2 separate regions of the Homo sapiens genome follow, and region 2 is linked to region 1. A link is an interaction called in ENCODE POLR2A ChIA-PET data of the cell type or tissue named here. Cell type or tissue: GM12878. All regions are shown on one strand. Each heading gives the region's core, and the rest is flanking DNA. Links, peaks and the distances in the headings are about the cores only. Region 1 overlaps ARMH1 (armadillo like helical domain containing 1). Region 2 overlaps ZSWIM5 (zinc finger SWIM-type containing 5).

What was found. Peaks named below come from ENCODE experiments on the same cell type or tissue, not always from the same donor. Only the 100,000 strongest peaks of a DNase experiment are listed, where the experiment ranks them.
Region 2: POLR2A ChIA-PET joins it to region 1 with 10 read pairs; 6 of 35 experiments call an interaction of 5 or more read pairs at or near these places.

Annotation. Positions count from the first base shown.
Region 1 is chr1:44,712,032-44,714,844 of GRCh38, forward strand. The region is part of intron 6 of ARMH1 (armadillo like helical domain containing 1); the gene reads left to right. All of the region lies in intron 2 of LOC105378690 (a long non-coding RNA gene), which reads right to left. Among named protein-coding and RNA genes, the nearest start is that of RNU5F-1, 8.5 kb to the right of the region's middle. RefSeq lists a silencer at 1,047-1,106. In GM12878, for the core only: no CTCF peak of the experiment used is centred there; a DNase peak (open chromatin) is centred at 1,438; H3K4me3 peaks cover 1,018 bases; H3K27ac peaks cover 1,506 bases.
Region 2 is chr1:45,039,771-45,042,583 of GRCh38, forward strand. ZSWIM5 (zinc finger SWIM-type containing 5) reads right to left here. Exons shown (of 14, transcript NM_020883.2): 7 at 622-768. Among named protein-coding and RNA genes, the nearest start is that of UROD, 29 kb to the left of the region's middle. In GM12878, for the core only: no CTCF peak of the experiment used is centred there; no DNase peak of the experiment used is centred there.

The DNA of each region.
Region 1 (2,813 bases), core at 54-2,553:
CTATTCTTTCTTCAGTATTAGAACAAGACTTGCCTTGTTTTTACCAGCTTTGAGAAGTAGATAAAAACCCAAGGACACCCTTTTAATCCCAGCACTTTGGGAGCCCGAGGCGGGCAGATCACTTGAGGCCAAGAGTTTGAGACCTGGCTGGGCGCAGGGGCTCTCACCTGTAATCCCAGAACTTTGGGAATCCAAGGCGGGCGGATCACCTGAGGCCAGGAGTTCGAGACCAGCCTGGGCAACAAGGTGAAATCCTCTCTCTACTAAAAATACAAAAATTATCTGGATATGTGGCAGGAGCCTGTAATCCCAGCTACTTGGGAGGTTGAGGTAGGAGAATCACTTGAACCTGGGAGGCAGAGGTTGCAGTGAGCCGAGATCGTGCCACAGCACTCCAGAGTGGGCAACAAGAGTGAAACTCCATGAAACTCTGTCTCTACTAAAACTACAAAAATTAGCTGGGCATGGTGGCTCACACCTGTGGTCCCAGCTACAGGGAACCGCAAAAAAAAAAAAAAAAAAAAAAGGACAGACAACATTGTTAAGATTACAGTAAACCATATTTTTAAAATTATGTTTTCTTAGCTTCATACCCCTCACAGGGTTAAGCAAATACATCAGGATTTCTTCTTTTTTCTTTTTTTTTTTTTGAGATGGAGTCTTGCTCTGTTGCCCAGGCTGGAGTGCAGTGGTGCGATCTTGGCTCACTGGAACCTCTGCCTCCGAGGTTCAAGCGATTCTCCTGCCTCAGCCTCCCAAGAAGCTGGGATTACAGGCATGTGCCACCACGCCCAGCTAATTTTTATAACTTCAGTAGAGACAGGGTTTCACCGTGTTGGTCAGACTGGTCTCAAACTCCTAACCTCAGGTGATATACCCGCCTCAGCCTCCTAAAGTGCTAGGATTACAGGCGTGAGCCACTGCACCACCTGGGTCTCATTTAAAAACTAGTGTTTTTGCCTTACAGAACGTTATGCCTTTGCTTTGCACTTTTTTTTTTTTTAAGACGGAGTCTCGCTCTGTCACCCAGGCTGGAGTGCAATGGCAAGAGCTACTGCGCCCGGCCTTTTTTTTTTTTTTTTTTTTTGAGACAGTCTTGCTTTGTCACCCAGGCTGAAGTGCAGTGGCATGATCTTGGCTCACTGCAACCTACACCTCCTGGATTCAAGCAATTTTCGTGCCTCAGCCTCCCGAGTAGCTGGGACCACAAGCATGCAGCACCATGCCTGGCTAATTTTCATATTTTTAGCGGGGATGGGGTTTCACCATGTTGGCCAGGCTGGTCTCCAACTCCTGGGCTCAAGCGATCCACCTGCCTCGGGCTCCCAAAGTGCTGGGATTACAGGTATGAGTCACTGCACCCGGCCCTGCTTTGTACTTCTCAGCTGACATGGGCAGTAATTTTAGCCTTTCCTGCTGTATAAGAGGCCACCTGTCCTGTACAGCTTCATTGAACAGCAGTCAGAAGGCTCTGACACTGAGGGAGACTTTCACATAAAAACCTGCTATTTTTAAAAGATGCATTACTTCCCCAAAAGTATATGAGCACTTCAACTGTGACACTTTATTCAGCGTTTATAAAAGTCTATAAAACAGTCTTCCAGGGGATTTAAGTGAAAATCTTGGGGGGAAATCTTATTTCTAACTTCCCCATTTGCCTGCCCCTCAAAACATCTGCATCCTGCCCTTGCCTTATACTGCGTCCTTTTTGAGGACACTGGTGCTTGACTCGAGTCTCAGGGATAGTTCAAAACATCAGTACACGGACTGGTTGGGCTGGGTGAAAGCAGATACCAGTGGAAGACACACCATAGTAATTCTTTGTCCAGCAATAAAAATACCACCATAGCACATACATTAGTTACTTTGTTGCCTGGCTTTAAAAACAAAAGGTGTGCATAAAATATATTTTTATTGTTTCAACATTGAGCTTTGAACAGAATGTAGTTAGAGAGGTAGCAGGGGGCCTGACGCAGTGGCTCACGCATGTACCCAGCACTTTGGGAGGCCGGCGGATCACGAGGTCAGGAGATCTAGACCATCTGGCTAACACGATGAAACCCTGTCTCTACTAAAAATACAAAAAAAATTAGCCGGGCGTGGTGGCGGGTGCTTGTAGTCCCAGCTACTTGGGAGGCTGAGGCAGTAGAATGGCGTGAACCTGGGAGGCGGAGCTTGCAGTGAGCCGAGATTGCACCACTGCACTCCAGCCTGGGTGACAGAGCGAGACTCCGTCTCAAAAAAAAGAAAAAAAAAAAAAAGAGGGAGCAGGGGCCAGGCCTGGTGGCTCATGCCTGTAATCTCAGCACTTTGGGAGGCCGAGGCCGGCAGATCACCTGAGGTCGGAAGTTCGAGACCACCCTGACCAACATGGAGAAACCCCTTCTCTACTAAAAATACAAAATTAGCCGGGCGTGGTGGTGCATGCCTGTAATCCCAGCTACTTGGGAGGCTGAGGCAGGAGAATCCCTTGAACCCGGGAGGCGGAGGTTGCGGTGAGCTGAGATCACGCCATTGCACTCCGGCCTGGGCAACAAGAGTGAAACTCCGTCTCAAAAAAAAAAAAAAAGGTAGCAGGGTATACAGAAATCAGAGACAGAATTAATTACAGAATGTCAGGAAGATGGCTGACACTGGTCTCTTCCTTTTTTCTTGAGGCAGGGCCTTGTTCTGTCACCTAGGCTGGAGTGCAGTGGCGCATGCACGGCTCACTGCAGCCTCAACCTCCTGGGCTCAAGTAAGTAGCTGGGACTACAGGCACATGCCACTATGCCTGGCTAATTTTTTTTTTAATTCTTTTTAGAGATGGGATC
Region 2 (2,813 bases), core at 230-2,729, 330 kb after region 1:
CTCGGCTCACTGCAACCTCCGCCTCCTGGGTTCCAGCGATTCTTCTGCCTCAGCCTCCCAAGTAGCTGGGATTACAGGCACGCGCCACCACGCCCAGCTAATTTTTTGTATTTTTAGTAGAGATGGGGTTTCTCCATGTTGGTCAGGCTGGTCTCGAACTCCCGACCTCAGGTGATTGCCTGCCTCGGCCTCCCAAAGTGCTGGGATTACAGGCGTAAGCCACCATGCCTGGCCTTTATTTTATTTTTGTAAAGATAGGGTCTCACCATGTTGCCCAGGCTGGTCTCAAACTCCTGGCCTCAAGCAATCCTCCTACCTGGGCCTCCCAAAGTGCTGGGATTATAGGTGTGAATCACCATGCCTGTCCACAGCTTTAGAGTTTAAAAATGGTCTTCTCATACCAGATCTTAATGAGCCTTCTAACTGCCTTATGAGGGAGGCAAACAGGTATTATTCCCAAATGAACAGATGAGAAAACTGACATTCATAAAGATAAAGTGAGGCATTCCACACAGCAAGGAGAATGACCCGGAATTCCCTAGTTCTTCTGGGCCTTGTATCCCCTGAGGATCCTCATCAGCTTTGGGCCTAAGGGGGTTAGATGGCTCCTAATTACTATACCTTTCTTCTGATGCTTGTAGATTTCCAGTTGCCGCTGCTGCTGCAACCTCAGAGTATTAATAATGGCCACTGTGAGTCTGAGGGCCTCTTTTGGATAACCATGGGAACGCAGGGCGTCAACTCGAGCACAGGCTGTAGGCACATGCTCTACCAAGTAAGAAGAAGATATTTTGGTCTAGTTAAAATTTCAAGTCAGGAAAATTTATACCTGACAAAGAGAGTTTGTATTCAGTCCAGTTCCTCAAATTCAACCTGACACCTACTGTATACCAGGAACTGTGTCTTTATCTTTAAGGATATAAAAAGTTGAATAAATCACAGGTGATATCTTGAAAGAGCTACCTTGCAGCCTCAGCGTGGTCTATGGTGTAGAAAGGGACACACAAGTAGGATAATAAAATGTAGTTTCTCTTTGCAAACATATATTATACTATGGGAAACCAATGGAGGTAGCAACTAACTGCCTAATGGGAAAAGTCTCATTCATTTAATTAATCCTACATTTCCTGAAAACCTATTAAATGCCAGGGAGTATGCTGGGCAAAGAAAGTACAAAGATGAATAGGAAATGGTCATTGCCCTCAAAGAGCTCACAAATGATACATAAATGTAATTATAAAGCAGCTAAAAAGAAGTAACATGATAGAAATATATACAGAGAGAAAATAATATTTGAGCTGTGCTTTGAAGGACAAGTAAGATTTCAAACAGGTAGACAAACAGGGAAAGACATTCCTGACAAAGGAAACATAAGCAAGGGCATATTGTAAAAGCATAAAAATTATTCAATATATTAATAGCATCCATCTTCAGAGTATGGCAAATAGTTCCATGTAGTTAGAATTATGTTATGTGGCCTAAGATAGCCTGGAAAAGGTAGAGTCTGGAATGTAAACAGCTGTGAATGCCATTCTATGGAGTTTGAATTTACCTTAGGGATAATGGAAGACTACCAAACCAAAGACTTACAAATAGGTGAGTAACTATAACAAGCTTTATGGTTTATTTTGTGCTTTTTTTCTTAAAGATAAAATTAAAAATTATAGAATTGCGGAAAATTTGAAAATACATATAAAGAAATATAAAATAAAAATCAGAAATAATCACTCTTTCCAGTGTCATGTATATTTACTCACACTTTTCTAGTAACTTTTTTTTTTTTTTAGATGGAGTCTCACTCTGTCACCCAGACTGGAGTACAGTGGTGTGATCTCCGCTCACTGCAACCTCCGCCTCCCAGGTCCAAGCAATTCTCCTGCCTCAGCCTCCTGAGTAGCTGGGATTACCGATGTGTGCCACCACACCCGGATAATTTCTAGTATTTTAAGTAGAGACAGGGTTTCACCATGTTGGCCAGGCTGGTCTCAAACTCCTGACCTCAGGTGATCCACCCACCTCAGCCTCTCAATGTGCTGGGATTACAGGCGTGAGCCACTGCGCCCAGCCTAGTAAGTTTTTACTAAAAATGGGATGGTATTATACTTACTGTTTTGTAACTGGCCTTTCCACTTAATAACACATTGTAAATATTTTTCCATGTTATCAAATATACATCTATAACATTAAAAATGATTACATATAATTCTGGTGAATACATGTATATCTATTGAGCTAATCAATCCCCTATTGTTGGACATTTATATGGTTCCCAATTTTTCTCATCTGTACCTTATTTTTATCCATGCTGTAATGAGCCCCTTAGCTATATGCATATCCTTAGTTAATTATGGCTCAGGATAAATTCCTACATGTAGAATTCCTGGATCACATGGGATGAACATATTTTAAGGCTTTTGATAAGAAGAAATACCCTTCAGAAAGACTAAGTATTTACACTCCTATAAGTAGTAAATGAGAGTACCTAGCTCCATGTAACCTCTCCCACACCAGAAACTAATTATCTTAATTAAAAACACCTGACCATTTGAAAATCAAAAAATGCTCAGTGTTGTTTTAATTTGCATCTTTGTTAATGAGATGTATATTCTTTCACATGCTTATTAGATTTACGTTTCAGAAGTGCTGGATCACAGGAGAAGAAAGATGATCAGAGGAAACTTCAGGTGGTGACACGGTGAGTCTGGCTATTGCTTTCAAGAGAGAGAGGGGCATATCTAGATTCAGCAAAATCTTGAGCAAGACAAAGATATGGTGTGAGAGATGGAGGCAGGGAATTGGGAGAAGACAATGAA